2 separate regions of the Homo sapiens genome follow, and region 2 is linked to region 1. A link is an interaction called in ENCODE POLR2A ChIA-PET data of the cell type or tissue named here. Cell type or tissue: IMR-90. All regions are shown on one strand. Links, peaks and the distances in the headings refer to the core of each region. The heading gives the core; the rest is flanking DNA.

Evidence for each region. Peaks named below come from ENCODE experiments on the same cell type or tissue, not always from the same donor. Only the 100,000 strongest peaks of a DNase experiment are listed, where the experiment ranks them.
Region 2: POLR2A ChIA-PET joins it to region 1 with 11 read pairs; 3 of 35 experiments call an interaction of 5 or more read pairs at or near these places.

What each region holds. Positions count from the first base shown.
Region 1 is chr3:192,865,436-192,881,415 of GRCh38, forward strand. All of the region lies in intron 1 of MB21D2 (Mab-21 domain containing 2), which reads right to left. Among named protein-coding and RNA genes, the nearest start is that of MB21D2, 44 kb to the right of the region's middle. RefSeq lists an enhancer at 2,167-2,246. In IMR-90, for the core only: no CTCF peak of the experiment used is centred there; no DNase peak of the experiment used is centred there.
Region 2 is chr3:192,928,591-192,944,570 of GRCh38, forward strand. No RefSeq gene overlaps it. Among named protein-coding and RNA genes, the nearest start is that of MB21D2, 19 kb to the left of the region's middle. In IMR-90, for the core only: no CTCF peak of the experiment used is centred there; DNase peaks (open chromatin) are centred at 5,381, 5,671 and 7,141.

The DNA.
Region 1 (15,980 bases), core at 4,162-12,161:
TCAGCAGGAGTATGTAGAAATTCAAAGTACATGCATTAACATTCCACTGGAAGGGCAAGAAGAGCAAGTACTGATTTGCTTCATCTTACAAGTAAGAGACATTTCAGAAACATGATCAAATTAACCACACCTCTGCATTCTGAATTTGGGAGTCCTAAGAAAAGAGTTAAGGATAAAGTGAGAATTGAAGCTGTAAGATGCCTGTGGCTGTGATGAAGCTTAGAGAAGCAGATTTGGTCTACCAGGCCCCCTCCCAATCTTCCCCAACCCCCACCCCATCCTCACCATTCTTCTGTGTTCAACATATGATTGTCTTTATCAGCCACCTTTAAGAAGTTGCTGATCCCTGCCTGTAATCTCAGCACTTTGGGAGGTGAAGGCAGGAGGATTGCTGGAGCCCAGGAGTTTGAGAACAGCCTAGGCAACATAGTAAGACTCTGTCTCTACAAAAAATAAAAAATTAGCTGGGTGTGGTGGCTTATGCCTGTAGTACCAGCCACTCTGGAAGCTGAGGCGGGAGGATTGCTGGGGCCGGGGAGGTTGTTGAGGCTGCAGTGAGCCATGATTGTACCACTGTACTCTGGCCTGGGCAGCAGAGGAAGATCCTGTCTAAAAAAATAAATAAATAAAAAAAAAAGAAGTTTCTGATTCCAAGGGTAATGATGAAATGAACTCATCAGAAACTGAGACTAGAGCCACTGACCCTTGTGTACCAACAGATTTTTCTTCTTAAATATCATTATTTCAAGCTAATTGTTCATCTCTAAGGCTCAGAATTTCCCCAAAATGCTCAGGTTAGGAAAACAACAGCAAACTTTAAATATATACTAAAATTACAATGTACAAGTGTAAGCAGGAATCACATTCTTCCTGAAAGAACTAAAAACATCACTGGCAAAGTCTCTTTAATTTGCTGGGATTAAAAAAACAAAAGAACATCAATTAGATTGCGTCTTCTGGTTAGATCTCTCTTTCTCTGAGAGGGGAACTGACGCAAGGAAATCAAAGAATGTTACATTTAATTAATTTATTCACCTTGACCTACTCCCAGCCCAATATGTATGCTGTTGAGATTTCTTTTTACCTGATTTAGAATGTTAAAGATAGAATGCATCTCAGCATGCATACGTGCACGTGTATGTAGACATGCACGTACACATCCACATTTAATTCTGAATTAATTTATTCTTTCTCAGGTCCCTTAGGTCATAAATGAATTCTAAATTAACATAACTGTCTGGCTTATCCATGAAGACTGCCTGTTCTTGAGGCATGATACATGAAATGTAAGAATATTAAAAAAATAAAAATTGTCCTCACACCAGGTAAAAGATAACTTAGGAGAGAAGAAAGTTCCCATCTTTAGAAGAGGAGACTTAATTGGATTTCTGACCAATTGCTGAAATACCCTCCATTACCATGTGCTCTGACCATCTCTCCCCTCCCGCTTCACACACCTAGAAACTGACATCAAGTCCTACATGAGGAAAAGAATGTAAATTTTCCTTCCTCCCAGAAGGGAGAAGGAATGGGGAAAGCTGTTTTCCCTCCCTCTCAGCTTTCTCCCTTGTGCGCCTGCATGCACACCAGATGGTGTGAAGCCGCAGGTTGGAGGGAGACAATAAACCCAGAAACTATTGCAATATTAGGTTATAAAATGACTGACTTTCCAACAGGCATGCATCAGTGGCTCACTGATGAATGGGAGGAGTATTGGGTAGAGGGAGGAAAAGGCTGCTCAAATAAGGAGCTGTAATCTTCAGCCCCTTGTACCCCGACCTCCACACACCTCCCAGGAAGCAAAAATGCAACAAGCAAAGATGCCCTCTACAACACAATCAAAACAGGCTCTCTCTCTCTCTGGCTGAGAAAGGGTCCCAGCAGAGTCATGGAGCCTGAGGCTGATACAAAGCAGCTCCCTCAAAACTGACAAGCACCATTCTGTCAGTATCTTATTTGCAAAGAAAAAACAATATACCCTGGCTGTCACCCCACTATGTACCTCCATGGCTCAGTGACACAGAGCAAAAGGAGAAGGTAGCAGAAAGTGGTGAGTACAGGTACTCTGGCTGGTTAGGGTACAGGTTTCTGTCCTGGTTGCTGTTTTTTATTTCTAAAGAGAGGGCTCAGAGAAATTGGACTAACTGCTGCTCCTCTCAGGCCTCAAGTTTTTCATCTGAGAAAAGGTTATGTGACTAGATGGTCACGGCAGGTGAAAGATGGCTGCATGCATATTCTTTGACACTCTCCCATCAAGAGGCTGGGGCTAGGTCCTGTGCCCTTGAATCTAAGAGGGCTCTGTGACTGCTTGACAGAGTAAGAGGGAAGTGATGGTTTGCTAGTTTTCAGCGTCAGGCCTTAAGAAACTGGCAGCTTCCACTTCATATCTCTTGGAATGTTCTCTCTGGGAGCCCGGATCTTCCGCATAAGGAAGCTAACTTAGACTAAGGCTGTCATGCTATGAGAAAGGCCAAGCTAATCACACAAAAAGGCTGGGGATGGGGGAGGAAGGAAGATTGGAATGAGGGAAGGGGAAAAATGCTTGGTCAGTGAGGTCCAGAAATCATACAGCAATTGTAGGCCATCCGCTTTGTACCCTGTCTGAATTTCTGACTCAAAGAATCACCAGATATAATAAGGTATTATTTTAAGCCACTAAGTTTGGGGGTAGTTTTATGCAGCAATCAGTAACGGATACAGGGATCTATAAATGCCCTTTTAGCCCTAACAACTCTGATTCTGTGATCTTCATGTGTGCCAGTGGTCCTCCAGCTCTTAGCCCATCCTCACTATGGCAGTCATATCCAAAAGATAGAAGGGCTAGGTGCATGCTTATATTGGACTCTCATTGTCTGACTCTACAGAATCCATCTTCCCAGTGAACTTGAAACACAAGAAGCAAGTGGAGCAGAGGGGAGAGAATCTCTTTGAAAACGCAGTGGGAGACAGAGCCAAGTAACGGAAAGAAACAAGGACTAGTGACATCATTTGACTCCTTTGATCAAGTCACCTCTAACCATGAACTTTTCACTGACAGTTAATAAATTAATATTTTGCTTAAGCAAGTTTGTATTAAGTTTTTTTTTTTAATTTTGCTGCTGCTGACACCCCTGCTACTTAATGGAAAGAGGATTTTCACTTGCCCTTGATTTTTTCCGTTCCTAAATAATCAGTCATCAGTGGCAAAATAAGGAATCATCTTAAAGGGGGAAAAGACATATAGGCAAATTTTTCAATATACCGAGGCTCCATTTTGTGGTCCATAAAATGAAAAGGTTGGTCTGTGCTATGCCCAAGGAAGGATGGTCTCTAATATCCCTAGGATTCTGTAAGTGCAACTCTTTCATACAATTCACTGCCACATATAATCATGAAAAGTAAGATAACCCAACAGACTGACATTAATGGCTAGCTAAGCAAACTATCATACAAAGCACAGTGGGAAATGACGTAGCCAATGAAATGCTAAGTTTGGGGACTATGCTACTAACCGGAACTATGTCCATGAAATAATACATTAAGTAATTAGGTAGGCCACAGACTAGTTGTTAAAAGAAATATACAGCATTTAGTAATGAAATAAGAGGAAGAGGGTGGATCACTTGAGGTCAGGAGTTCGAGACCAGCCTGGCCAACATGGTAAAACCCCATCTTTACTAAAAATACAAAAATTAGCTGGGCATGGTGGTGTGCCCCTGTAATCCCACTTACTCAGGAGGCTGAGTCAGAAGAATTGCTTGAGCCCGGGAGGCAGAGACTGCAGTGAGCCAAGATGGAGCCACTGCACTCCAGCCTCGGCGACAGAGTGAGACTCCATGTCAAAAAAAAAGAAAGGAAGGAAGGAAGGAAGGAGGGGAGGAGGGGAGGAGGGAAGGAGGGAAGGAGGGAAAAAGGGAAGGAGGGAAGGGAGGAAGGGAGGAAGGGAGGAAAGGAAGAAGGGAAGGAGAAGTGGAATAATGTGATAGGCTTGAGTAGTGGAGGAGACTGACACAGTGAATAAAACAATCCAAAACCTGAAAGCTGGCTCCAGCCGAGGCCTGATGATGTAACCATCCTGTCCCCAAATCACTGGAACAAACTCCAAGCACAACTATCCAGAGTCATGTAATATGTGTCTGACTCAACCCAGGCTCTAGTCACAGTTGGGTTTCCTGGCTTTCCCAAAGGAAAGTAAAAGCTTCCAATTACCCAGATTCTTACTGGCCTCTTGGTTCTGAAAACCCCCCTTTCTCCTCCCCATAAAAAGCCACTTGACCTCACCTTGCACTTGGGGCCATGGCCAGTTCTGCAGGAAGGAAGCATATCTGCCATCAATGAGCCTATTCCAGCCTGCACAGGACACAGCAACAAGCCTGCCACTGACATTATCAATAATGAAAAACATCACTGCTCCTTGAGCAGCCATCAGCAGTCTATAACCTGCTGAGCTGAGCTAGGAAAGGTACTCAAACAGCAGGAAATAAGGGAGCTTCAGCCTTTAAATTATATTACAGCCATGCAGAGCAATTCCAAGAAAAAAAATAAACTGCATATCAATAGTACTTGGATGGATGATGCTTAAGTGTGGAGCAAGATCCTGAGACTTATCAGAAAGCCTAGCTGAATGAATAAGGCTAATAATTATCATCATGAAATAAATTACACAACCAAATACGGATGCTCTTGGCCCACGACTGCTTAGACACACAATAACCTCAAAAGCACACAATCAGGACTGCCCCTCTGTCTTTCCTAATCCACAGGGAGGACTTCTGTAACACGAATCCCTAACACGGGTCAGGAAACCTAGTCAGGATTCCTGACTGTGTCTCTCTAGCAAATGGCATCCTCTGACCCTCAGCTTCTCATCTGTAAAAGGATTAAATAAGCCAGAAACATTTAAAGCCCAAGACTAGTGAGCACGACGAGTGAGCACATTGGATCTGATGGGCATTTCTGTCATGCTTACCCTTGTTCTTAGAAATGCAAAGGCTGGCCGGGCACACTGGCTCATGTCTGTAATCCCAGCACTTTGGGAGGCCGAGGTGGGTGGATCGCTTGAGGTCAGGAGTTTGAGACCAGCCTGGAAACATGGTGAAACCCCACCTTTACTAAAACTACAAAAATTAGCCAGGCATGGTGGCGCACGCCTGTAATCTCAGCTGGACATGGTGGTGCAAGCCTGTAATCCCAGGCTGAGGCAGGAGAATCACTGGAACCTGGGAGGTGGAGGCTGTAGTGAGCTGAGATTGCACCACTGCACTCCAGCCTGGGCGACTCCGTTGAAAAAAAAAAAAAAAAAAAAGGAAGGAGAGAAGAAGGAAGGAAGGAAGGAAGATTGCAAAGGCTAACAAGTTCGAGGAGTTTAAAAAAAAAATGCAAAACCGATGTAGAAACAGGGAGATAGTTTCTCATCATATCTCTTAAGGCCAAAATATATTATGACCCAACTGGGAATGGTTTCCTGTGGCTATTTTAATTCTATACCTCTCTCCTTCCAACCAATGTGAGGACAGTTGGTTATTACCACCCTCAGAGCAAATGTTGGATGCAACTTCTCAACCACACATTGTTGTTGTCATCACAAATGTTATCTGAATTGTAACATGGGGATAAGGACGTCTGCTCTGCCAAGTTCAGAGGTTATTAAAAGGCCATCAATGGGGATCATGAACATGAAAGTTTCCACCTGTGAAGCTTCAACTCACACGGAACATGGGCATATTCACGAAGGCACGGACTGAGTCCATCTATTCTCATAGAATCCACTTTCCACCCACCCCGCCCTTGTTGACAATCACCTGGCATGATGAAAAGTTACACATACTTGCAAACTGAGTGCACCCAGGCTTACTAGAAAAGGAAGGATACTACCTTATGAAAAATGACGGTTATTTAGGGGTTGATGGACCTACTAAATATAGATTACTTATGCCAAAAATGTGGCCCTTGTATATACTTCAATTTTTCAGCAAATCTCTCTTGAGCATTTACTGTTTACCCGACACTGAGAGGGATACAGGGATACAGTAGAACACAGAATAACACAGAGTCTGTCCTCATGGAGATTATGTTCTATAAAGAAGAGCTGATATTGTATAACAACGAATAGACATTAGAGGTGCAGGTATGGGAATAAAACAAAAACCTAGCCTCGTTTGCAGAGTCAGGGAAGAAGGTCAAAGAATAAGGAAGGCAAAGCATGTTCCAAGGTCTGAAGCCAAGAGTGGTCAGGATAAAGGGCCTCAAAAAAACTCAGAGCCAAGAGAATGAAGAGGGTGGAGGCCAAAGATGGGCTGTGGAGGTGGGGAGAAGCCAAACGGCCCTTAAAACAGGTTAACAGGGATGCTTTTTAACTATAGAGGGAAGTGACATGATGGGGATGACAGAGGGGAGTGACATGATGGGGACAACACTGTTTGCAGCAAGGGGGGTGAGGGGAAATTACTTGGACTCTCCCGGGTGGTTCAAAAGGCCCTGCAGTAACTAGAAATGCCCTTGGGTACTGGATAGAGACATCACGTGGTGCTGAAACAGAAAAACCACCGGTGCAGTAGATGGAGGTAGAGCTGAACTAATCTTATGACATATCCTAAACATTTCACTCATTTTCTTTTATATAATCACAATCCAAGTTTGTCTCTCATAAAACTGAGGTGTGGAAATAATCCTTACCTAGCTTTCTGGCTGTTTGGATTTGGATAAAGAAAAGTTTACTCGTTTATTACTCAAAACCCCACCTGTTTCTAAAAAGGATTTGAGGTCGTTTACAATAAAAAAGGTAAACAGAGACCAACCAAATGTATCACAAGGTAAGGGAGCTCACTGTTTGCCTTCTGCACTAGCTCCCTAGGGTCTAAGGATCAAAAGTTGCAAAGCTGGCCGGGCGCGGGGGCTCACAACTGTAATCCCAGCACTTTGGGAGGCCGAGGCGGGCAGATCACGAGGTCAGGAGATCGAGACCATCATGGCGAACACGGTGAAAACCCGTCTCTACTAAAAATACAAAAAATTAGCCGCACGTGGTGGCGAGCGCCTGTAGTCCCAGCTACTCGGGAGGCTGAGGCAGGAGAGTGGCGTGAACCCGGGAGGCGGAGCTTGCAGTGAGCCGAGATCGCGCCACTGCACTCCAGCCTGGGCCACAGAGCGAGACTCCGTCTCAAAAAAAAAAAAAAAAGTTGCAAAGCTCTGACTTTATGGCTAAATATTTCAATACAGAGAAAAGAATCATGGATGACGGTAATGTTCCCTACGGGGATGGCTAAAATTATGAAACAGAATCAGGTTCTAGGTTTTCTCTGGGCTCATCTTTGGACAAGCCCCTCTCCCAGTCAGGACAGCAAAACATAACAAAACAATAGAAAATTAATAACTCAAAAGCAGTGAGGTCCCCACCCTATGTCTTTAAAAACAGGGGCCCCAGACAAGGTTTCATTCACACACACATTAGGGGTGCCATTAGATCTTGACCTCTGTTCCCTTAGGAAGCTCAGCATAAGTGATTCATTAGCTCCCCAGTAGCTTAACCCAACAGATCCCAAATTTAGTGATACTCAGCAAAACACTAAACATAAAATTCACAAGTTTAGAAGACACCCCCCCCCACCAAGCAAGCAACTCAAAATGCTGTGTCCCCTGCCTATACACCCTTGTCCTCTACACCAATGGGCGTGGAGTCTGCTCATGTGCTGCCCTCCCCACTGTCTCCAAAATGAATCCATTACCTACCCCTGGCTCTATCTGCCTCCCTCCAATTTGACAAGGGCTACAATAGAATGGTTGCTGTATGCACAATTACTATTAGTATGATTACATTAGAGTTAAGTGACGGTTAACAATACCCAAGTGTGTCACTTCCTATATTCCAAGGAGCATTTCTAGAATGACAGTACTCGACTGTGGTCCCCTGGAAACTTCCCAGCTTCATCATAGCACACAAAGAGAGTGAAATTGTAATTTATAATATTTATGATACTAGGGTAAAGGGGATGAGGCTTCTCAGGACCGCAAGTAACCAGTTGCAGGAGGTCTCCACACCCATTCCACCTCTCTACCTACATCCCATCCCTACGCCAAACTGAAAAGCTCTGCCTAAGGAACAAGTGAGTTCACCGCAACCTTCCCTTCATCCCACTCCTACCATTCAGCCCATTTCACCACTGGAGAAACCAAGCAGCCTCTGTTGGGCCCCTCTCTTGTTATCCCTCCTCTACCACTCTTTGACCGCTGTCCTCGTCTGGGAGCTGCACTCCCTGGAAACAGGAGACTCTCTTAGTGCATTTCTTTTTTTGTTTTTGTTTTTGTTTTGAGTCAGAATCTCGCTCTGTCAACAGGCTGGAGTACAGTGGGGAAGTCTCAGCTCACTGTAACCTCTGCCTCTCGGGTTCAAGCAATTCTCCTGCCTCAGCCTCCTGAGTAGCTGGGACTATAGGCGCACACCACCACGCCTGGTAATTGTTGTAGTTTTAGTAGAGACAGGGTTTCACCATTCACCAGGCGAGTCTCGAACTCCTGACCTCAGGTGATCTGCCCGCCTTGGCCGACCAAAGTGCTGGGCCTTAGTGCATTTATTCTCTTCACTTTGGCATTGAGCACAGTGTTTTCCTAGCACACTGAAAGTACTTTTAAAAATGTCTGTTGATTCCCAATGGAAATGAGTGGTAGTGTCTACTCAAAGACCAAAGACGGGTACAAGAGGAAGTGAATGGGAAAGGCATAAAGAAGCATCCAGGGGGTCTAGCAATTTCTCTCCATAGACCTGGGTAGCAGTAGTTACACCAGTTTATACTGTGTAAAAACTTACTGGGCTGTACATAAAAATTTTGCCATTTACCATGCAAAAGTTGTACCTCAGTAAAAAAGAAGAAAAAGCATTTGTTGAATGAATGGCTGAACAAATGAATAAATGAGTCAGAACCATAGCTAGAATCAAGGTCCATTCTCCAAAGCTCTATCACTAACAATGACTAGGATACATTACAAAACCTAAGCTGATACACTAATGAAACCTCACACTGTCTTATGTTTAAAAACAAATGCATCCACAAACATCAAAATTTACCTAAACGATGTCACTAATTCCCAGTTTCCCAATTCCAGCCCTATCCCCACCACTTACTTTATTATCCTGTATGTATAGTTGCTTATCCAGTGCTTCCTGTCAAAACGCCCTTAAAAATAACTTTATATGGACTGTCTGTGCTGGATATCCTGTGTGCCCCTTCATATTCGCTTCCTCCCAGCTCCTTGCCCTGGAAAGCTGACCTCTATGGACTGCATGGAGACTCTATTGCTTGCTGGTTTCTAGTAGCGTCCAGCCAGTGGGGAGCACAGCAGAAAAACAGAGAAAGATTTGAGGAAGACAGGAACATAAGCTTGGAGCATTTATTCTCCTAACTCCTCTGCAAGGTCAGTTGGGATGGCTGCTTTCCTCAACCAGTCTCTCAAAGCATCCGTTCTACCAAATGATCCTCAGGGTTTCAGAAATCTCCCCCTCCCCTGGCTGTTAGGTCTAGGGGTGCTTTACAGTCACTGCACTGAAGACGCACCATCTAGGTGGTTTCCTTTCACCCTAACTACACCTTTGTAAACTGTCCCTATTAAAAAAAAAACAAAAAACTCTTCTATTTATCCTAATTTGGGTGTGCCACCTATCTTCTACTGAGACCCCGACTGATACAGTGTTTAACAAACGGAAAGCAGTTATGTTACATCCACAACATGGAAAGACCATGCTACACCATGTTTGCTGCCTCCATTACCATTTTTATTAGACATCATTTATTACTTATGTAATGTGTTGTGCATGCAGCCATTCCCCTACTCTCCAAATGTCAGCTTCCTGAGGACTGACACTGCTGTAAACCCTAACATCCTTCAGATTACCTGGCATCTAGAAGATACTCTGCTGTTTGCTGCACGAATGGATGAATGGATGAATAAACGGCATGGTAAAATATATGGTGAAAGAAAACAGAAAAGAGAATGTAAACCAGGATTGCCACATGGATGCGTAGAGAAAAGGATGAAAAGAACATAAAGCTTGAATTTTTCTTGTTGTTGTTGTTGTTTTAGAAAGACTGTAGGTGGATTTTTTAATTTTAATTTTTCATTAAATTCGCTATGTTTATACAGCAATAATAATTTAAAAAGAAAATATTTTGTGTCCCTGAAATCTGGAATGAAATGGAAATGTAGCAAATATGCATTTATATATTTAATGGATGTACAAATGGAGTACTAAATTTTTTTAGAGACAATAACATGATTAAATATTAACACTTTCCCTCTGTACATAGCTATTAAAGAGTAATTAAGACTTTCCACAGTGTTAAGCAACCATTTGCCTAACAAAGTTGCCATAATCATGTTAAGACAGGGCAGGTGGAATCAAATGAGATTTATGGCCCCACATTTTTATTATCAGCAGTTCTTCCCAAGCAAGGGACGACATGGCTACATACACTCATTTCTACATGTTTTTTTAGAGGTTACTAAACCAACAATAGAAGTGGAAGTACTCCTAGACAGATGCTGAAGACGTAGGTACTTGTCCCAGATTAACCAGGATGTACCTATGTGCCCCTAAGCCAGTTACTCCACCTCTCTAGAGTCCTTTCCTCATGTGTAAATTAAAGGTCCCTTGCCAAACCACAAATCCCCACAGTTCTGACACTTTTATGCTCACTACCTCTAGTGTTAAGACATCCAATGGCAATGGTAGAAAGTCAGTAAAATTCCTCGGATGCTCCCCCAGGCACTGCCAACTCAGCAGCCCCAGTGCCAAAACTCTATCTCATCCTGAAACTTGCTTCCTTTGGCTCTCTGTAGTCCTTTTCTGAGAATGACTCCACCACCCGTTCTTGCACCCAAGACAGAAACATGGCTGTCATCTTGAATTTATTTCTGCCTTTGTCCTTACAACCCACATCAAAACAACTCTGCTCACTTTGCCTTCTAATTATCTCTAGAATCTGTCTAGTTTTCTCCATAATTGCTGCTCTTACTCCAGTTCAGGCTTCCTGGATTACTGCAACAATCCTTTCTCCTGGACTATTGCAACACTTTCCTAACTGGTCTTCTTTGTTAGTCCATTCCACCGCTTCTCAACCTTGTAGCCACAGTGGTTGGTCTTCCAAAAGGGCATTTCACTTCCCCACTTAAAACGCTGCAATAGATGTTGCCCTTAGGATAGCGCCCTACATCCTGAGGCTGATGCTTTATGATCTAGCCCCTGTTCCCTCTCAATTCTTGCCACTTCCCTAGTTATACTAAGCTTCCTGTGGCTCCCCCAGGAGCCATGTTTTCCCTGGGTTCATGGCCTTTGAACATAATATGTTCTCTGGCTACAGTGCTCTTTCTTTCCCACTCCTTCCTCCCTTTTGGTCTGGCTACCTCCTACTACTGGTCCTTCGGGCTCCAGCTTTCTCTAAAAACTCCTCAGGGCTCCAAAGTAGGTTGGATGCTCTTCCTATGTGCTCCTGTGGCACCCGCTATTTAATACCCAGAATTCTAATAGTCCGCTGGTTGAGTGAAATGATGAGCCACCCTCTGCCCTCGAGTTTATTTCCAGATTCTAGAACAGCGCCTGAGTCCACAGTGAGTAATTAATACAGGCTTATGGGTGGAATGTATGAAAGAGAAGGAGAGAAACAGGAAGAAAGGAACGGAAGAAAAACAATGGATTTCTAAGCAATCCCAAGACCCCGTACTACAACAGGATTTGTGTTAGCCAGGGCCTGAAGGATTCCACAGAAACCTTGGCTGAACACATACTTTCTTAGTTTATGTAACTTAAAAGATAGAAGAAATTCCTGGAGATTACCATCTCCTATGTTGTATTTAAACTGTATTACCCTCTCAAATCATTCAAGATGATTCTGAGCTCATTAAAACAAACCAAAAACAAAAAAGTTCACATCTAGGTCATAATTTGAGGAAAATATGAAGTTGAACTTCCAAATAATAAAATCTGACAATCATTTTGAGTGTTCAGAACCATTTCAAACTAGTTACCCTTCACCACACAGGTCATGCGTATCCTTTAACAATATCTGAATTTTTGTTCATGCCAGTCCTCTACCCTGAGCTCTGCCCATCGCGTATATCAACTCATCCACAATGGCCTCCTTGGCCACCAGTGTCAGTGACTCTACAGTCATCTCACTGTCCTCCCACAAGACCTCATCTAGAGGTTTTCCCATGGTGTACTGTATAATCATAATTATATATTTGACATATATACTGTACAACATGTATCTGTAGTTACTCAGCTCAAGGAATCTAGCTCAAACTCCTATCCAACGTGTCTTTATGAATAAGTAATAGCTTAGTGACACCAAATTACTCAGATTGGGGCTGAGGATCTAGCAAACTCACATGCAAGTACTGCAGACTGATATATGTGCTCTGCGCATCTCTGTCTCCAGAAGTTGCCACGTCTAAATTCTGATGGGCATTTCTGTTGTCAGAACTTGAAAGGGCCAAAGATACAAGTAGTTAAAGATTTGGGGTTCCCAAATAAATCATTACCCTCCTTTCACATGAACCTGTTATTGAAAAAGAAAAAAAAAAAAGAAAAAGAAACACTGAGAGGCAGCAACGGTGGGAGAAGCCATATACTAGGCAGGAACGGCCCGTACGAAACATCTTCAAACAATTCCTCCTCTTTTTTTTTTTTTTTTTTTTGGTTTTTTTTGTTTTTGAGACGGAGTCTCGCTCTGTCGCCCAGGCTGGAGTGCAGTGGCGCAATCTCGGCTCACTGCAAGCTCCGCCTCGCGGGTTCACGCCCTCCTCTTATCCTCACCTCAACACCCAAAAAAAAGGAGAGAGCGACAAAATGACTTCAAAAGGCTTGACTCCATGGTGTATTATCTACTTATGAGTTCTCTTCCCCCAGGCAAATTCAGTGGCAGGACTAAGTCATTTAAAAAGTGGACACAGATGAACGCCTTTATAGACCTCTCTCCCCTTAGAGAGAAAATTGGAGAAGAAATAAAAAGCTTAGCAATTTCTATGGTATTAGGTTTTTGCCTATTACTTTCAATAGAATAAAGACTTATTCAGCAGCATCTTCTGGTCTAGTTTGCCCTTTCATGAAAAATTAACTTTTTTATAGCCCTAAAAAACATCCATTAAGCAAGTGAGGACTTTGAATGTGTCAGCATTTCTATAAGCTAAGTCTTGCGGACCTGACTGTGAAGATCACAATTCTACTTTTCGGTCCTCGGCAACATGCTAGCCATGGGATGGGTGTTTTGTGCTGAAGAGCAGGCTGCAGTGGCTCATGGCTATAATCCCAGCACTTTGGGAGGCCAAGGCGAGCGGATCGCTTGAGGTCAGGATTTCGAGATCAGCCTGGCCAACGTCGTGAAACCTGGTGTCTACTAAAAATACAAAAATTAGCTGGACGTGGTGGTGCATGCCTGTAATCCCAGCTACTGGGGAGGCTGAGGCAGGAGAATTGCTTGAACCCGGGATGTGGGGTTTGCAGTGAGTCAAGACTGTGCCACTGCACTCCAGCCTGGGCTATGGAGGGACACTCTGTCTCTCAAAAAAAGAAGAAGAAGAAAAAAGAATCACCATGCCAGCATAATTCTAAAGGAGCCCCCACCCTCCTCAAAAAGAAAAAGACAGCAAGAGGTGCTCAAGAAGCAGTGGTCAAACTTCTGCAGGCCTTCCCTATCTCCCTAAAATTCACACTGATTCTAAAATCCACACATCAGGGGCTGGCTAAGGCTCAAGGTTAAAAGCTCCAAATAAAACTGAGCTTTGTGGGCTAGAAGGAAAGCTCAAAAATCTCTTTCTCTGCCTCCAGCGGTACTTTATAATAAAGAGAAGAGATTCCGAGGGACCAGACAGCACCTGTGGCTCTCTTTCCACTGATGTCACCAGCACCAGAGCTGGGCAGCACACACAGCCTTGAAGTGAAGAGTGAAGGTCTCCAAGGGGACTCTGAGAGACAGAGAGGCAGGGTCCACCAATACTCCCCAGCATTAACCACGGGCACAAAGCATTTGAGCAAATGCGGTGACTAAAACAAACGCCCGCTGGGCCTCAAGGCCTGAACTGCGTCCTTCATACTCCCATCTCCACATTCCTTTCTAGGTGATTAGTGAGATTACGATTTCCCCTGGAAATTAAAAAGTGATTGGAGAGGCTGTACACAGAGGGCTTCACAGAAGACACCATTAAGTGGCAGGTTGGAAGCAGGGAGGGGCAGAGAAGGGGGTATCCGTTGGAGGCCAAAGAAGAAAAATCTCTCTTAATCAACTTTTAGGCAGAAGCTTTCAACTGTTCTAGAGAAATTTCTCCCAAAGCAGATAAATCTTTCATTGATTAATGTCATAAACAATTAAAATGGATTTTTATTGCAGAGAATACCCATAGCGAGAAAATCTTTTAAGCTTTCCCTTAAAACCACAAAGCAGTCAGCTTCAGCACCTTGCCCAAGGCCAAATTCCTCAAATGCCAAACCTCTGACAAGGAGTAGACAAGGAGAGGATGAGCTCACTCTGAGAAGAGGAATGGACTGGCAGATCCTCAGCTCCCCAGGATTCTACCAGCTCCCAGGACTACTCCAGCAAGAGAAATGGCAGGATTTCTTGCCTCACCAGTGGCTACTAAACCACTTCAGAAACAAACAATAAGGACGGGCGCAGTGGCTCACGTCTGTAATCCCAGCACTTTGGGAGACCGATGCAGGCAGATCACAAGATCAGGAGTTTGAGACCACCCTGACCAACATAGTGAAACCCTGTCTCTACTAAAAATACAAAAAAAAATTAGCCAGGCGTGGTGGTGGGCACCTGTAATCCCAGCTACTCCGGAGGCTGAGGCAGGAGAATCGCTTGAACCCAGGAGACGGAGGTTGCAGTGAGCCGAGATTGCACCACCGCACTCCAGCCTGGGTGACAGTGTGAGAATCCATCTCAGAAAAAAATAAAATAAAATAAAATCCACTGTTTCAGGTTGGATTCTTCAGAAGCAGATGCTGAGACAAAGTCTGGGGTTCAAGATATTTATTAGAAGAACTATCCTTTTAAAGGAAGGAGGAGGAAGCAGGATGAGGCAGAGAAAGCAACCCACCAAAGCCTCAACGGGGTGTCTGGCGTCCAGTGAGCCTTCATACTCCAACCTTGCCTGTCACCAGATGTCTCCAGATGTGAGTCCCCCAGGAAAAGCACGGCCTAGGGCGAGCAGCTGTCGGAGGGGACGGACTCTCAAGGAGCTGACAGCTAGCAAGAGGCTGTCTGCAGAGTGCACCACCTGTAACTGTCAGCAAGCCCTCCCCCAGAGGGAGCCAGGGTGGCACATCTCTGCAGTTAGCACATCCACCTGTTCCAAAGACATAACCTGTCTTTAGATTTACAGTGAAGTTTAAGAAGATTAAAAGTTTAAGTTATGTTACTGGGAATTTACTAATATGAATAAAATATAAACCAATAGGAAATATTTTCATTAGTGCTTAAGATGACAATCATTTTTCAGATTATAGAAAAATCAATTGCAAGAAAATTTTGCTCTTCCCACTTACTGAAAATTATAAAGAATGTACACACAAACATATATATTTATATACACATCTATATATAAATACATATAGATGTATGTATTTATATAGAAGATGATCTGGATGTTCCAAAAATTGTTCACAGTAATTATCTCTAGGTGCTATGATTTCAGAAAGATTTTGCTTTCATCTTAATATCCTTCAGTATTAATTGCATTTTTTGGTAGCAAGTTATCTTTGTAAACAGAAACAAAGATATAAACTTAAAACAAAAGCATCCTTTATCCCCTCTGGAGGACTTCTATATCCCACCCATGAATCCAGCTGAGAACCACCATTATGGAGGAAGGACCCCAAAACTAGACAAAAGTCTTGGACCCAACAGTGAATCACCAGGAGGACATAGGCTAATGACTGACTGGTTGCTCTGTAGCTCTGTTTCTGGGGCAGGGGAAACTAGAAGATCTCTGTGGCTCCTTCCAGCTCGATG
Region 2 (15,980 bases), core at 3,212-11,211, 62 kb after region 1:
AATCTGTAGGGCAGGCAAGTCTGAAAACTATAGGGCAGGTTTGCAGGAGTTGATGTTGCAGAATTTCTTCTACAAACTTCAGTTTTTGTTTTTAAGGAATTTCAACTGATTGGATAAGTCTCATCCACAATATCTAGGGTAATCTCCTTTACTTAAAGTCAACTGGTTGTAGATATTAACAACGTCTATAAAATACATTCACAGGAACACCTAGATAAGTGTTTGATTAAATGACTGTGTACTAGAGCCTAGCCAAGCTGACACATAAAACTAACTGGCACGCCATCTACCTGATAAATATTTACTAAGTGCTTATCACATGCCAAGTTCTGAGATAAATCACACGCAATCCCTGCCCTCTAAAGGAAGGGCATAAGTCATTTAATTAAAGACATTAAAAATGTTATTCGACAAATCTATAAGAGATAGAGAACAAGAGCTATCTTTGCAGGTTTGGAAGAAGGAATAGTACTTCCACGTAAAGAAGGCGGAAAAGCTGAAAACACAAAAGACAATTGACCTTGTCCTTGGAGAACAGGTAAAATAAGAACAAGACAGGACCGTGGCATTCCTAGTGAGAGAAATGGCATAAGAAAAAGTGTGGAGTCAGGAAAATGTGTGATGTTTATAGAAACATTGAGTGGTTCAGTTTGGCTGGAAATATAGAGCATTCATCAAAACCTCTTTTATTTAGCCAGTGATTACTCCATGCTTGTTCAAGTACTCATTCCAAAGCTGTTAGCACATTTGCAGATGAAACAGAGAGATCGAGAGATTCCTCCAAAATCACACAGAAAACCTCCAGGGCATGACACATACAAGTCAATCCCATTTTCTTTTGGAAGCTAGATGCTGCTGACTCTTCAAAACAAGTTTTGCCATCCTTGAGAAATAAGAATGCTTTTATCTCTGTTTTTCAGTTTAACTGTCTTTGAAAAAGCCACTATTTCTTCAATAAATGGAAGAAATGTATTAGGCCCTAATTTTTAATGAACATACATGTAGGTATCAATGCACCAAATAATATGTTCAGGGATTTATATATCACACAATTCAAACCTTACTGCTTTTACCACTCGGTCAAAGGTATTTCTTGATTTTTGTTGTTATTGTTTGTTTTTTTTTGGGGTGGGGGGGCACAATACTTAAATTGCTGTGGTCAGAGGTGCACAGAGAAAATATTTATAGGAGTCAGAAGGTTCTCAGGAAAGTAAAATTAATCTATGACTCTTATTATTTCAGTTTTGTGCCTTATGAATTCCTTTTATTCTAATTCCTCTCAGGCATCTTCTTTCCATGCCCCAAGCCCCTCCCACATTTCAAAGAATTGTTGTTGGGTTAGCACATTACTGTTAAGAAAACACGATGTGTGCCGTACTTATTCCACCACCAGCCTCTCCCATCCCTGCGTTAAACTCAGTCATCCTTTTGCCTACATAGGAATTCATGTTTTCTACTGATGAGCTAACTAGCCATGGGTTTGTTCTGAAGATTAATGGTTTTATGGCATTCAAAAGAATGTGACTGGTTTTGAGGCTAATGTAACATTTTTTAAAAATAAGATAATTATAGGAATTATAGGATTCTAGACACTTTCTGGACCAGTCTTCATTCGGCTTCATGCCGCTGTGAATGGAGCAGAAGCAAGTTGTACCCTTTCTTCCCCTCTCCCCCTCCTAATTTCTGCTTTATAAGAGGGAAGCTGAGGAACTGCACCAGGAAGTGACATAATCAAGTGCCTGGTTTCATATCCCCATAAAGTGCATTACTTTAATTAAATCTACCGAAGAGGCTAGTAAAAGAGAGACTGGGGAGAAACGAGGTTATTGATCAGAGGTGTTAAATAAATGGACATCATCGAGAAATGGATGTTAACAAATGTGTGGAACGCTCAAGGGGGGTCAGAGTTCAACTTCCTCTGTGAACAGCTGAACATTTGTCTTGTGGTGACATTGTTCTATTATTTTCCAAAGATGGAAAATGTCTAGAGGCTTAGAAACATAACATTACCTTACATTTACATAATGCATTAGATTTAATGTATATGATCTCATTTTAATGTTCATCCCCACAATAATCCTGTGGGACAGGCAAACCACAGATTCACAGACTGTTGAATCACATTCTTGAGGGCAGAGGTTACCCTCTACAACACATCAATAACACCTGGGTAGGAGGAGTGTGTCAAGGAGGATGTCTTTGTGTGCCTCAGAAGGGCAGGTGTGGAGAGATAGATAAGGAGCATGGATAAATGTAATCATGCAAACTAGCTAATGGCCTTCATTAAGAAAAACTTCCCCTCCCAGGGTAGGCGTCAATCTGTTATAACAAGATTTAGTGTATCATGTTTCACTCCAGTCTGAGGACAAGGTCACCTCCCTTTGGATAGAGATCAGAGTCTCCCCCTAAAAAAGTAGCATCCGGCCGGGCACAGTGGCTCATGCCTCTAATCTCAGCACTTTGGGAGGCCGGGGAGGGCAGATCACCTGAGGTCAGGAGTTCCAGACCAGCCTGGCCAACATGATGAAACCCCATCTCTACTAAAAATACAAAAAATTAGCCGGGCGCGGTGGCGGGCGCCTGTAGTCCCAGCTACTCGGGAGGCTGAGGCAGGAGAATGGCGTGAACCCGGGAAGCAGAGCTTGCAGTGAGCCGAGATTGCGCCACTGCAGTCCGCAGTCCGGCCTGGGCGACAGAGCGAGACTCCGTCTCAAAAAAAAAAAAAAAAAAATACAAAAAATTAGCCGGGCATGGTGGTGGGCACCTGTAGTCCCAGCTACTCAGGAGGCTGAGGCAGAAGAATGGCGTGAATCCAGGAGGCGGAACTTGCAGTGAGTGGAGATAATGCCAACTGCACTCCAGCCTGGGCAACAGAGCAAGACTTGGTCTCAAAAAAAAAAAAAAAAATGCTGTAAAGATGGCTTGGCGTGGTGGTCTGGCCTGTAATCCAAGCACTTTGGGAGGCTGAGGCAGGCAAATCACTTGAGGCCAGGAGTTTGAGACCAGCCTGGCCAACATGGTGAAACCCTGTGTCTACTAAAAATATAAATATTAGCCAGGCGAAGTGGTGGGAGCCTGTAACCCCAATTACTCAGGAGGCTGAGGCAGTAGAATCACTTGAACCTGGGAGGTGGGGGTTGCAGTGAGCCAAGATCATGCCAATGCACTCCAGCCTGGGCGACAGAACGAAACTCTGTCAAAAAAAAAAAAAATGCTGTAAAGGTATGAGGAATTGTTACATCTCAATTTTATGTCTTCCTAATATTGGTGAGGCCTGGAGGTGGAGGAAAAAGGCCCAAGGGAAGGGGGAAATCATTTATTCTTTCAACAAATGCCATACACCATAGTGTGCCGGGAATAAGGAAGAACAGATATTCGACTTCTGGGTAGCTGATCTGTGAAGCACTTGGTTTCTTTTTCACATCTCGAAGAGATTACCACTTTGGTCAATTATTGAAAAACCCTCTCTGAATTGGTACCTGAGCTATAACTGTGTTGAAAGTGAAATAAAGGAAAAGGTGACCTTCATGCTGGCCTCCAAGAAGGCTTTGGTCAGCTCAGCACCTTTTGCAAAAAAGCTGTAAATTTACTCCCCAAATTGTCTACTTAGATAGTTTTTCTCTCTCAGGAAAAAGAAAAAGTAGCCTGTTCAAAATTAAAGTCTACTTCTCAAAGAAATATCACAGTGGGAATGTAATTCAACAAGTATTTCCAGAGTGTTTTACGGTTTCTATACCATGCTAAGATTGAACTGCTACAAGGGGTAGAGAAGTGGATGGTAGCTGAACACCATTACAATTAACAATAAATTAAAAATAATTTATTCTGTGTGTATATATATATTATATATATGTGTGTGTATATATGTATATATATGTGTGTGTGTGTATATATATATATATATATATATATATATATATACCTTTTTTTTGTTTGTTTGGATACAGGGATACAGGATCTAGCTATATTGCACAGGCTGGTCTCCAACTCCTGGGCTCAAGCAGTCCTCCCACCTCAGCCTCCTGTCCTGATTGGCTAGGGCTATAGGCACATGGTTTGAAAGACGTAGTCCCTACCCTCAAAGCAGTAATAATTTCCATGGGAACTGTCCTAACATATGTGGAATTTTATAAGTTGAAACAGGTTAAGACATAAATGAACTAAAACCAGATGTCAATGTAAGAAATAAGTGTTTGCACATTCTAAGGTTTATGTTCTTGGATTAAGAAAAGTGAACCCTTATTGTGGAAGGCTCTGAAAGTGAAGCAAAGGAGCTTTAATTTGGCTGTGTAGGCAATTAATAAGCTAATTAAAGGTTTTATTTATTATTTATTTATTTAATCTTAAGAAACAGTCTCACTCCGTTGCCCAGGCTGGAGTGCAGTGGCACACTCACAGCTCACTGCAGCCTCCACCTCCCTGGGCTCAGGTGATTCTCCTGCCTTAGCCACATGAGTAGCTGGGACTATTGGCGCACACCACGATGCCTGGCCTTTTTTTTTTTTTTTGAGACAGAGTCTCACTTTATTGCCCAGGCTGGAGCGCAATGCCATGATCTTGGCTCACTGCAACCTCCACCTCAGTGTCCTAGGTTCAAGTGCTTCTCATGCTTCAGCCTCCCTGTAGCTGGGACTACAGGCACAAGTCACTATGCCTGGCCAATTTTTGTATTTTTAGTAGAGACAGGGTTTTACCATCTTGGCCAGAGTGGTCTCGAACTCCCGGCCTCAAGTGATCCACCTGCTGAGGGCTCCCAAAGTCCTGGGATTACGGGCATGAGTCACTGCGCCCAGCCCACTTTTTTATTTTTTGTAGAGATGGGGTTTTGCCATGTTGCTCAAGCTGTTCTTGAACTTTTGGGCACAAGCCATCTGCCGGCCTTGGCCGCCCAACATGCTGGGATTGCAGGTGTGAGCCACCGCAGCCGGCCTCATGAAAGGTTTTAGAGCAGAACAGTAACCATGATGAAAAGATGGAAAATCCAAACCCGGTGTTATAGTTAGGGCCCTTTAATTCAAAGCTTTTATTATCAGAAATAATTCAAATCAAATTTAGCAAAAAAACAAAATGTAAGTGGAGAAACGAACAGACTCATGTAACTAGAAAGCTCCTGTACTGGGCTTCACCCACGACTGTTCAGGCATTCAAATAATGCCCATCAGCTCTCTGGCTCCATTATTAGGCTACCTCCATGCAACAGTAAGACGCCTACAGACAGCTCCATTTACATGGGGTTTAGACGTTATGGGCTCAGAGAAAGAGTCTTTGGAAAAGGCACCATAAGGAGTTCTGATTGGCCCAGCTTAGGTTTCCATCCCTGAAAACCCACTGTGGCCAGTAAGCTGAAGCCATTTGATTGGCCAGGACCAGGTCATATGCAACTGCTGAGGTAATGAGGTGACCCTTGTCAGTCCTTCCTCCACCTTCTTTAACCACGTAAATCAAGATATTTACAGAAGGAGTATGGAGTAGTTTCTCAAAAGAAGAGATACTGGGCCAACAAACACACACACACACACACACACACACACACACATAAGTGCATTACCTAAATTTGACATTAACACATTTACAATCTAGGATAGAAAACCTCCTTTAAAAAAACAGCAGTATATTTCTTTAAAAATTGCATTTATGCACTCATTGTATAGACACGCAATGCTGTGAGTCATGGCTCCTATTTTTGAGTGTCTACCACAGAAGTTTCTCTATTTCTCTACAAGCAAACAGAAAAGGTTCTGAGAAGTTAGTTATAAATCCTTCTCTTCATAACTGAAATGAGAAATTGGGGGGGGGGATGATAAAGTGAGAATGGTTAATGAGTACAAAAATGCATTTAGAAAAAATGAATAAATAAATAAAAAGACCTAGTATTCAGTAGCACAATTGGGTGACTACAGTTAGGACCCTTTAATTTTAAATTAACAATAATTCTGTGTGTGTGCGTGTGTGTGTGTGTGTGTGTGTGTGTGTGTGTGTGTGTGGGTATACACATATATTTGAGCCAGGGTCTAGCTACATTGCCCAGGCTGGTCTCGAACTCCTGGGTTCAAGCAATCCTGCCACCTCAGCCTCCCGACTAACTAGGGGTACAGGCACATGTCACCACTCCTGGCTAATTTTTTTATTTTATGTAGAGACAAAGTATCTCTATGTTGCCCAGGCTGGTTTTGAACCCCTGACCTCAAGCAATTTTCCTGCTTCAGCCTCACAGTAGCTGGGATTATAATGCGCTGTATATTTTAAAATAACTGAAAGAGTGGAATTGGAATGTTTCTAACACAGAGAAATGATAAATGCTTGAGGTGATGGATACCCAGTTACTCTGATTTTACCTGTATCAAAATATCACATGTACCCCATAAATGTATATAGCTATTGTGTACTCCTAATAATTAAAAATAAAGCATTTTCTAAAAAAGAAGGTGTAGCTGATATAGTTTGGATATTTGTCCCTGCCCAAATCTTACGTTGAATTATAATTCCCATTGTTGGAGGTGAGCTCTGGTGAGAGGTGTTTGGGCCATGGGGGTGGATCCCTCGTGGCTTGGTGCTATCCTCACAATAGTGAGAGAGTTCTCGTGAGATCTGGTTGTTGTAAAGTGTAGCACCTCTCCTCCCCTCTCTCTCTTGCTCTTGCTTTGGCCTGTGATGTGCCTGAGGCTTCCTGAGGCCTCATCAGAAGCTGAGCAGATGCCAGGCACCATGCTTCTTATGCAGCCTGCAAAATGATGAGCCAATTAAACCTCTTTCCTTTAGAAATTACCCTGTCTCAGGTATTCCTTTCTAGCAACGCGACGCAGTGGTAGAACAGCTTAACACAGTAGCAGAGATGGATAGCTGACCACCAAAGACTCCTTCGTAGTGTAGGTTGTGGCTAGAAAGTGATGCCCAACTAGGGCATATTTAATGCTCCTGTTCCCCTGCATCTGGGGTGGAAGTCACATGGCTAATTCTTGCCAATGGAAAGAGAGAGGAAATGATGTGAGTCAGTCACTTTGGGTGAAGTAGTGGAGTGGCTGTGTCTTCACCACAGCCCCTCTGTATGTCTTTAAGTGAATAGGGAGGACTCCTTGGATCCTGCAGGAGGGGTGGGCCACAAGATAGAGTTCTTGGTGCTCTGAATAACTACATGAAATATCACCCAAGTATCATCCTAACTGCATTCCCAGATGAGTCAGATGTAAACTTTTCTTGTGTTAAGCCTATGGGAACTAGAGTCTTTTTTTTTTTTTTTTTTTTGAGATGGAGTCTTGCTTTATCGCCCAGGCTGAAGTGCAGTAGTACGATCTCGGCTCACTGCAACCTCCACCTCCCGGGTTCAAGCAATTCTCCCTGCCTCAACCTCCTGAGTAGCTGGGATTACAGCCGCCTACCACTACACTCGGCTAATTTTTGTATTTTTTAGTAGAGACGTGGTTTTCCCATGTTGGCCAGGCTTGTCTTGAACTCCTGATCTCAGGTGGTCTGCCTGCCTTGGCCTCCCAAAGTGCTGGGATTACAGGCGTGAGCCACCATGCCCGGAGAGGAACTAGATTCTTACCTTAGCAAATAGAGAAGGATTTAATCTTAACATCCACACACTCATTTCCGTCACATAGAATTGTTATCAATGACCATCAAAGCTGTAGAACCAAGGATTCACACATCCTTACAGCTATGCCTTTCCTCCAACATCTTTTCCAAAAATAACCAATTTATTTTATATGGTGGAAATTCCACTGAGGCAAGTCACCTCCCTCTTTGATAATTCTCCTAAGTAGTATGGGAACACTTTATTTTTATTTTTTATTTTTCTGGAGACAGTCTGACTCTGTCGCCCAGGCTGGAGTGCTGTGGTGCCATCTCAGCTCACTGCAACCTCCACCCCCTGGGTTCAAGCGATTCTCCTGCCTCAGCTTCCGAGTAGCTGGAATTACAGGCATGCACCACTACGCCTGGCTAATTCTTGTATGTTTAGTAGAGACAGGGTTTCACCATGTTGGCCAGACTGGTCTTGAACTCCTGACCTCAAGTGATCCTCCCACCCTGGCCTCCCAAAGTGCTGGGATTACAGGCGTGAGCCACTGTGCCCAGTCTTGGGGAACACTTTAGTAGTTACTGTACCTGCACTCACTCCCTCTTCACTGAGAGTCTTAAACCACACAAACTATCCATGGCTTATGACAGGTTTCATCAACAAAGCTCCATGCCTTCACTTTTAATTTTTGACCAAACTCATAGCCTTCTCCTGAATGAATATATTGATTCTAATGCTAGAATCACACACTTTAATTGTATTCTGGCTTATCAATCTTTTTTTTTTCTCTTGATGATTATTGCTGATTGCAAAGATGTAGACAGATCCTTGCACCTGCTTCATGAATAGCCCTTTGTCTTCAGAAATTTCCTTGAAGGCTAGTGAATTATGCCACTTTAAAATTTTAAATATGCCCTACCCTGTTTACATAATTATTACAGGCCTCTTCTGATTAGCACTTGCAATACTCTCCTTGCTTTTGCATTTATTGGATATTATGGATTAATCATCGTTGCAAAAGAACCTAAAACCTAGCACGAATAAAGCAAATATCCAGAAGAATATTTAAAAATAATGTTATCCTCACAACCAAAAATAACAGCTGAGGGTCCCTGTTGGTGATGAGCTCAGTTGGTGTATTTTTACATTGTTCTTAGCTTTGTTAACATGTATGAATGCTTTTAAGTTGTAGAACCTTAGAAGGCCAGAGCTAGAAGTTTGTCTCATCCAGTTAATTTTTTTTTTGAGATGGAGTCTCACTCTGTCACGCAGGCTGGAGTGCAGTGGCGCAATCTCGTCTCACTGCAACTTCCGCCTCCCGGATTCAAACAATTCTCCTGCCTCAGCCTCCTGAGTAGCTGGGACTACAGGCGCGTGCCACCATGCCCGGCTGATTTTTTGTATTTTTAGTAGAGACGGGGTTTCACCATGTTAGCCAGGATGGTCTCGATTTCCTGACCTCGTGATCCACCCGCCTCGGCCTCCAGATATCTATAGTTTACACATGAGAGAAATGAGACTGAGAGAAGCACATAACAAGTTCCTGATCACGTGGCTAAAAATTTAATCCAAATGTAAATGAAACAGAATTTAATAATATGTGACAGCTTTTCAGATTACTTTTAGTCTGCCCTGTCAAGTTTCAACAGACATTTTGTTTTCACCAGCTCAGCTTCTCCCCTCAGTCTTCTAAGAAAATACCGTCTTTGCCTTATTCATAGGAAAGAGTGGAGAAATTCACCTGCAGACATATAGGAAATGGTGTAGATTCTTGTACGTTTTTTCAACTCTTAGGGTCTGGGTAATTGGAAAATGAGCAAAGAAGCTGAATAGATCTATACGATCAAGAACTGTGAAAGAGAAAACATAAAGTTTGATGTGGCATGAAAAATTGAAGAACTCTGAAGGAACTGATACTTTTGAGAGAATTAAAAAAGTGAAACCAATCACTCTTCCCCTTGCTCTCAGAATCCAATACGAATCAATTTGAAACATACCCATTTCTGAGTTACAGCCAATTATTCCCAATATCACTGAATATTCCGAGTATCACTGAATAAATTACATTGTGGAAAGTGCTGCTTTTCAAACTTTTGAGACATCCCTAATGTCAATGGAAACATTAGCTCTGGGCACCGGCTGTAGTTACTTTGTAAGATGCTAGAGACTTTCCATCTTTCCATAAAATTTATTTTTGGTAATAATGTCTCTTCTTTATTCTGATTGGTGGTAAAACTCTTAAAATTCGAGCCCTGATACTTGTTCAAGGGATGGAGTAAGAAGTGGAGCTAATATTTAGAAGGGAAAAGACAGTCAGTTAAGTTCTTTGAGATCTAAGTAATGAAGATTCGAAGATTCTAGTGTGTCCAGAATTTATTCCTTCCAGTGGGTTCTTGGTCTCACTGACTTCAAGAATGAAGCCGTGGACCCTCGTGGTGAGTGTTATAGCTCTTAAGGTTGGTGTGTCTGGTGTTTGTTCCTTCAGATGTTCAGATGCGTCCGGAGTTTCTTCCTTTCAGTGGGTTTGTGGCCTTGCTGACTTCAGGAATGAAGCCGCAGACCCTCACGTTGAGTGTTACAGCTCATAAAGGTAGTGCGGACCCAAAGAGTGAGCAGCAGCAAGTTTTATCGTGAAGAGCGAAAGAACAAAGTTAACACAGCATGGAAAGGGACCCAAGTGGGTTGCCGCTGCTGGCTCAGGTGGCCAGCTTTTATTGCCTTATTTGGCCTCGCCCACATCTTGCTGATTAGTCTATTTTACAGAGTGCTGATTAGTCCATTTTAAAGAGTACTGATTGGTGCATTTGCAATCTTTTAGCTAGACACAGAGCGCTGATTGGTGCATTTTTACAGAGTGCTGATTGGTGTGTTTACAATCCTTTAGCTACACACAGAGCGCTTATTGGTGTGTTTTTACAGAGTGTTGGTTGGTGCATTTACAATCCTTTAGCTAGACACAGAGTGCTGAATGGTGCGTTTTTACAGAATGCTGCTTGGTGCATTTACAATCCACTAGCTAGACAGAAAAGTTCTCCAACTCCCCACTCGACCCAGGAAGTCCAGCTGGCTGCACCTCTCGCTAGGTCTGAGAAATGGCCCTGTAATGAGGTTTTAGAAAGATACATATAGGGGAGGGGAGTTCCTGATGAGCCCTATATGACCATGAATACCTGTCCTCGAAACTCTGGGTCAGAAAAGTGAAAGTACATCCATAGGCATGTGGATATTGCCAGCTGTGTGGGTAAAATCCTTTAGATGGAATGAGTTAAACCTAGAATGAGCCCCTTGCAGGTAAGTGTGGCGTGTCCTCCTACAGCACTCTTGACTCTTAAAACCAGTGCCCACCAGTGCCCAGGAGAGAACAGTTTCATGAAAGAAAAGATGACTTGAAACCCAACTGGTAGGAGAAAAATTCTGTCACTGGCTTTCTTTTAAAAATCCAATTTGGGGCCAGGCACGGTGGTCACGCCTGTAATCCCAGCACTTTGGGAGGTTGAGGCGGGTGGATCACGAGATCAGGAGATTGAGAACATCCTGGCTAACACAGTGAAACCCCGTCTCTACTAAAAAATACAAAAAATTAGCTGGGCGTGGTGGCGGGCGCCTGTAGTCCCAGCTACTTGGGAGGCTGAGGCTGGAGAATGGCGTGAACCTGGGAGGCAGAGCTTGCAGTGAGCCGAGATCGTGCTGCTGCACTCCAGCCTGGGCGACAGAGCGAGACTCCATCTCAAAATAATAATAATAATAATAATAATAATAATAATAATAATAATAATATGTAATATAAATAATAATAATAAAAAATCCAATTTAGTTCAGGAAGTGGATTTTTCTATTTCTTAGTCATCTCTCAAAAAAAATTTTTTTAAGCCAAATCTTGGAGAAAAAGGACCACAGACAGGAAAATATTTTATTTATTCCAGACTCATATCAAGCAATATGTGTTCAGGCACTTATTTTAGTTCCAAATGTGTTTCCCTTGATTCTTGGGTAAAATCAGTTACTTCTCCTTCAATCTTGGTCCCTATCAAGACTTTAGAAAGAACTCTCCTTGGATTTCTAAAAGATAATTAACAAACTGGATATCTATACGAAAGTAATTTTGTACTTGCGCAAAAGAGTGCATTCAGCAGATAATTCACTCTTGTGGCTTTTCATTAGCTAACTTTCCCTCGGGGCAATTGAGAGGTTAAGGCCCTACTCATCCACTTTCTCAGCTTCTGTTAGAATTACTGCTCTAATTCACCAAGGGGAGTCAAAGAAACGGCACCTCTCACCAGAACTAACCCTTGTAATTGAGGTAGATTCATTTAGTAAGTGTCTCATATGTTAGTCATTTAAAGGATATTATGTAATCCTCTCAACAACCTTATAAATTAAAGCTAATCTCAAGAAAGAAACTGGTTTTGAGAAGTTCAGTGATTTCTCCCAAATCACACACTTAATAAATGGCAGGGTTGTCACAGTCTTTGTAACTCTGAAGTCCATTACCTTTTTGCTGTGCTTCTTGGCTTTACAGCATCTCTCTCCTTTAATCTCACCCATAGGTTAAAAAATCCCAAGCATCGTCCGGGTGCGGTGGCTCAAGCCTGTAATCCCAGCACTTTGGGAGGCCGAGGCGGGCAGATCACAAGGTCAGGAGATTGAGACCATCTTGGCTAACATGGTGAAACCCTGTCTCTACTAAAAATACAAAAAATTAGCAGAGTGCGCTGGCGGGCGCCTGTAGTCCCAGCTGCTTGGGAGGCTGAGGCAGGAGAATGGCGTGAACCCGGGAGGCGGATCTTGCAGTGAGCCGAGATCGCGCCACCGCACTCCAGCCTGGGCGACAGAGCAAGACTCCATTTCAAAAAAAAAAAAAAAAAAAAAAAAAAAAAAAAAAAATCCCAAGCATCGTATGTCTCCTGGGATTAGGAGAGTCTAAAAGGATATGCAAATACTTCATCTGCCAGGGGCAATATGTGACCTCACTACTTTGGTGGCTTAATACTCTTTAAAATGCAATCAAATCTTACCCAGATTTCTCTAGGTAGAAATCTTACCATAGTAGAAATCTTATCTTTCTTTTCTTCTTCCTTTTTTAAAAATTTATTCATTTATTTTTCTTGAGACAGGGTCTTACTCTGTCACCTAGGCTGGAGTGCAGTGGCACAATCATGGCTCACTACAGCCTCAACCTGCTGGGCTCAGTTAATCCTCCCACCTCAGCCTCCTGAGTAGCTGGGACTACAGTTGTGGGCACCACGCCCAGCTAATTTTTATATTTTTTGTAGAGACAGGGTTTCACCATGTTACCCAGGATGGTCTCGAACTCCTGACCTCAAGTTATCCAGCCGTCTCAGCCTTCCAAAGTCCTAGGGTTACAGGTGTGAGCCACTGTGCCTGGACAAAATCTTATCTTTCTACTTATAAGATAGAAATACACTTTATTAATATACCTTTACTTGGAAAATCTAATTATAATAGATGCTTATTATAAAAAAATGAGCTATTTTTGCAAATATCAAAATTTAAAATTAGGGGTAAAGATAACATTTTAATTTTTTAATCAGCTTGACTATTATTAAAATACAAAATATTTGCACATCCCTTGAAGTACCTTCTGAAAATCTTTACTTTAGAATTATTTCTTTCTCCTTCCCCTCCCTCCCTCTCTTCCCTCTTTTCTCCCTCCCTCAGTCCCTCACTCCCTTTGAAATATGTACCAAACATCTCCTAAGAACCAGAAACTAGGGAGTAAGAAACGGTCCCTGCTCTTAAGAGCTCATGTTCTAATCAAAAGAGACATAGCATGATCACAATTTCCAGAAGAAAAATATCAGGTGAAGCACAAAATATTATGGGAGTTTGGAGTTGGAGGGACTATTCTGGCTGGGTGCGGGGTAGGGATCTTGGTAGACTTTGGAAAGGAGGTGGCTTTTCTAGAGAGTTGGGAATAATACATGCTGTATTAGAAATAATGGCTTTTCAGATGGAGGGAAAAACCATGCTGGAGAGGGAAAAGGACAGGCCACGGAGTTAAGGACAAGGTGGGGTGTGCGTGGAGGGGAGTCTTGAGAGTAAGACTGGAAAGGTGTGTTGGGATCACATGAAAAAGTCTGTGAAGTTCTCTCTGAGGAAGTGTAGCCCTTAGTCCAACAGATAATGGGGACCATCAAAAAGTTTTTCAGTAGAGGAGTAAAGATATCCAAGCTGTCCTTTTTTCATGAGATTAGCCTGACAGCAGTCTCCTGTGAAACATGGATTACAGGAGGGAGAGCCTATTGTCAAGAACAATGAGGATAATAATTTTGACTCCAGTAAAGGGAAGCCATCCAAGGGGAAGGATTATTCACGATGAAGGCAAGAGACAGCTCCAAGGCGATGTGATACGAGGAGTAGGGATATAGAGATATCCTGGTGTACTGGGTTGAATAGTGTCCCCCTAAATTCCTGTCCTCCTGGAACCTGTGAATGTGACCTTTTTTGGAAATAGGGTCTTTGCAAATTTAATTAAAACGAGGTCATACTGGATTAGGTTGGGACCCAATTTAATAATTGGTGCTCTTATAAGGAGAGAGAGGTTTGGAGACACAGAAAGATACATGCACAAAGGGAGGAATTGCCATGTTAGGATAAAGGAAGGGAGTGCAGTGATGCAGTTACAAACCAAGGAACACAAAAGATTGCCAGAAACCCTAAGTAGCTGGAAAGAGGCAAGGAATGATTATTTCCTAGAACTTTCAGAGAGAGCATGGCTTCTTGGAAACCTTGGTTTTGGACTTACACCCTCCAGAACTGTGAGGGAATACATTTCTGTTGTTTTAAGCCACCAACTTCGTAGTGATCTGTTTGAGCAGCTCTGGAAAACTAGTACACCTGAACAACCTTAGAAAGATCAAATGATAGTGGTTACGTTCAGGAACAAGGGGAGATTTATTAAAATTTATTATGATAAAGAGGAAAGAGCATGTTTATATGACAAATTATATGGTGGACCTTTGTGCAGGGCACAGAGATAAGGTATTCCTACTAATTCCAGAACCTTACAGGCTCATTAGTGAAGACTACGAACAATCAGTGGAAGGGGCTGTACTCATGGAAACAGATGAGGAAACAGACTCAACGACGTGAAGTTACTTATGAAAATTTGCGGAGCTACAAAGTGGCAGAACTGGGCTTGCACTTATCTCTCCCGCCTCCTAGTCCAGTTCTGAACACAGATTTTCACAGGAGAGTAAAAATAAAGAGGAACACCGCGGAATAAAGAAAGAGACTTAGAAAAAGGAGGCTGGCGCTCTCCAAGGATTAGTCCCTGCTTTAAAAAAATCTCTGTCCCAGAATGGAAACATGGTAATCTGTTTGCAAATTCCCAGTTTCCCAGCCCCCTAACTCCACCCTAGTGTTTGAGAGCGCTGTCCTATTTCTCTTAAATCTCCAGAGACTGACAATAATGACATCATTGCTTTGGCCATTTTTAATTTTATCTGCTAAAAGATTGAAACTTGGAATAAGTAGGTCACCATAAGTTGGAACAAATGCGTCAAATGTTTCAGAAGCTCCAGCCTTAGAGCAAAACTAGAACTGTTAGTCAACCAAGATAAGCACCACCTTGGGAGAGGCATTTGATAATGTGTTTCTCATCATGTAATAATATTACAAACTGGCAGGATCAGGGGAAAAACATGCAGGTCATTTAAGTTCATCTCTCCGTCTTTTAGGAATGACTAAAATATGAACCATCTAAGAAGGACAAAATCTGGTTGACTAGACCTTTCTTTTTTTAAAATTTTTTTTGAGACAGAGTCTTGCTCTGTTGCCCAGGCTGGAGTACAGTTACACAATCTCGGCTCACTGCAACCTCTGCCTCCCAGGTTCAAGCAATTCTCCTGCCTCACCCTCCCAAGTAGCTGGGACCACAGGCATTCACCACCACATCCAGCTAATTTTTTTGTATTTTTAGTAGAGACGCGGTTTTACCATGTTGACCAGGCTGGTCTTGAACTCCTGACCTCAGGTGATCTACCTGCCTTGGCCTCCCAAAGTGCTGTGATTACAGGTGTGAGCCACCCTGCCTGGCCCAGACATTTCTTGAAAGTTTCTGGTCAGGGGACATGCTGGCTGGTTCTTAAATTCATAGAAATGCTAAAAATGGAACAGCCCTTACTTAACTAGTTACTGAATTGAGGTAGTACTGCTGTTGGGCCTGCTTCTAGGTTGTCTCACTTAACCCTCAAAACAGCTGTAGAGATCTCAGTCTACCTTTTCATTTTAGGGATAACAAAGCTGATACCCTAGAGAGGAGAAGTAACTTGCTAAAAGTAAATTTACACAAGAGGAAATGATATGAAAAACACTTAGAGAGATGTTTGGCTTGCTCAGCTACTAAGGAAATAGAAAAAAAGACCATGCTGAGATGCCTATCAAATCATCAAATATTAATATTTTATATCAAATTTTATTTAATCCCAGTGATGATCAG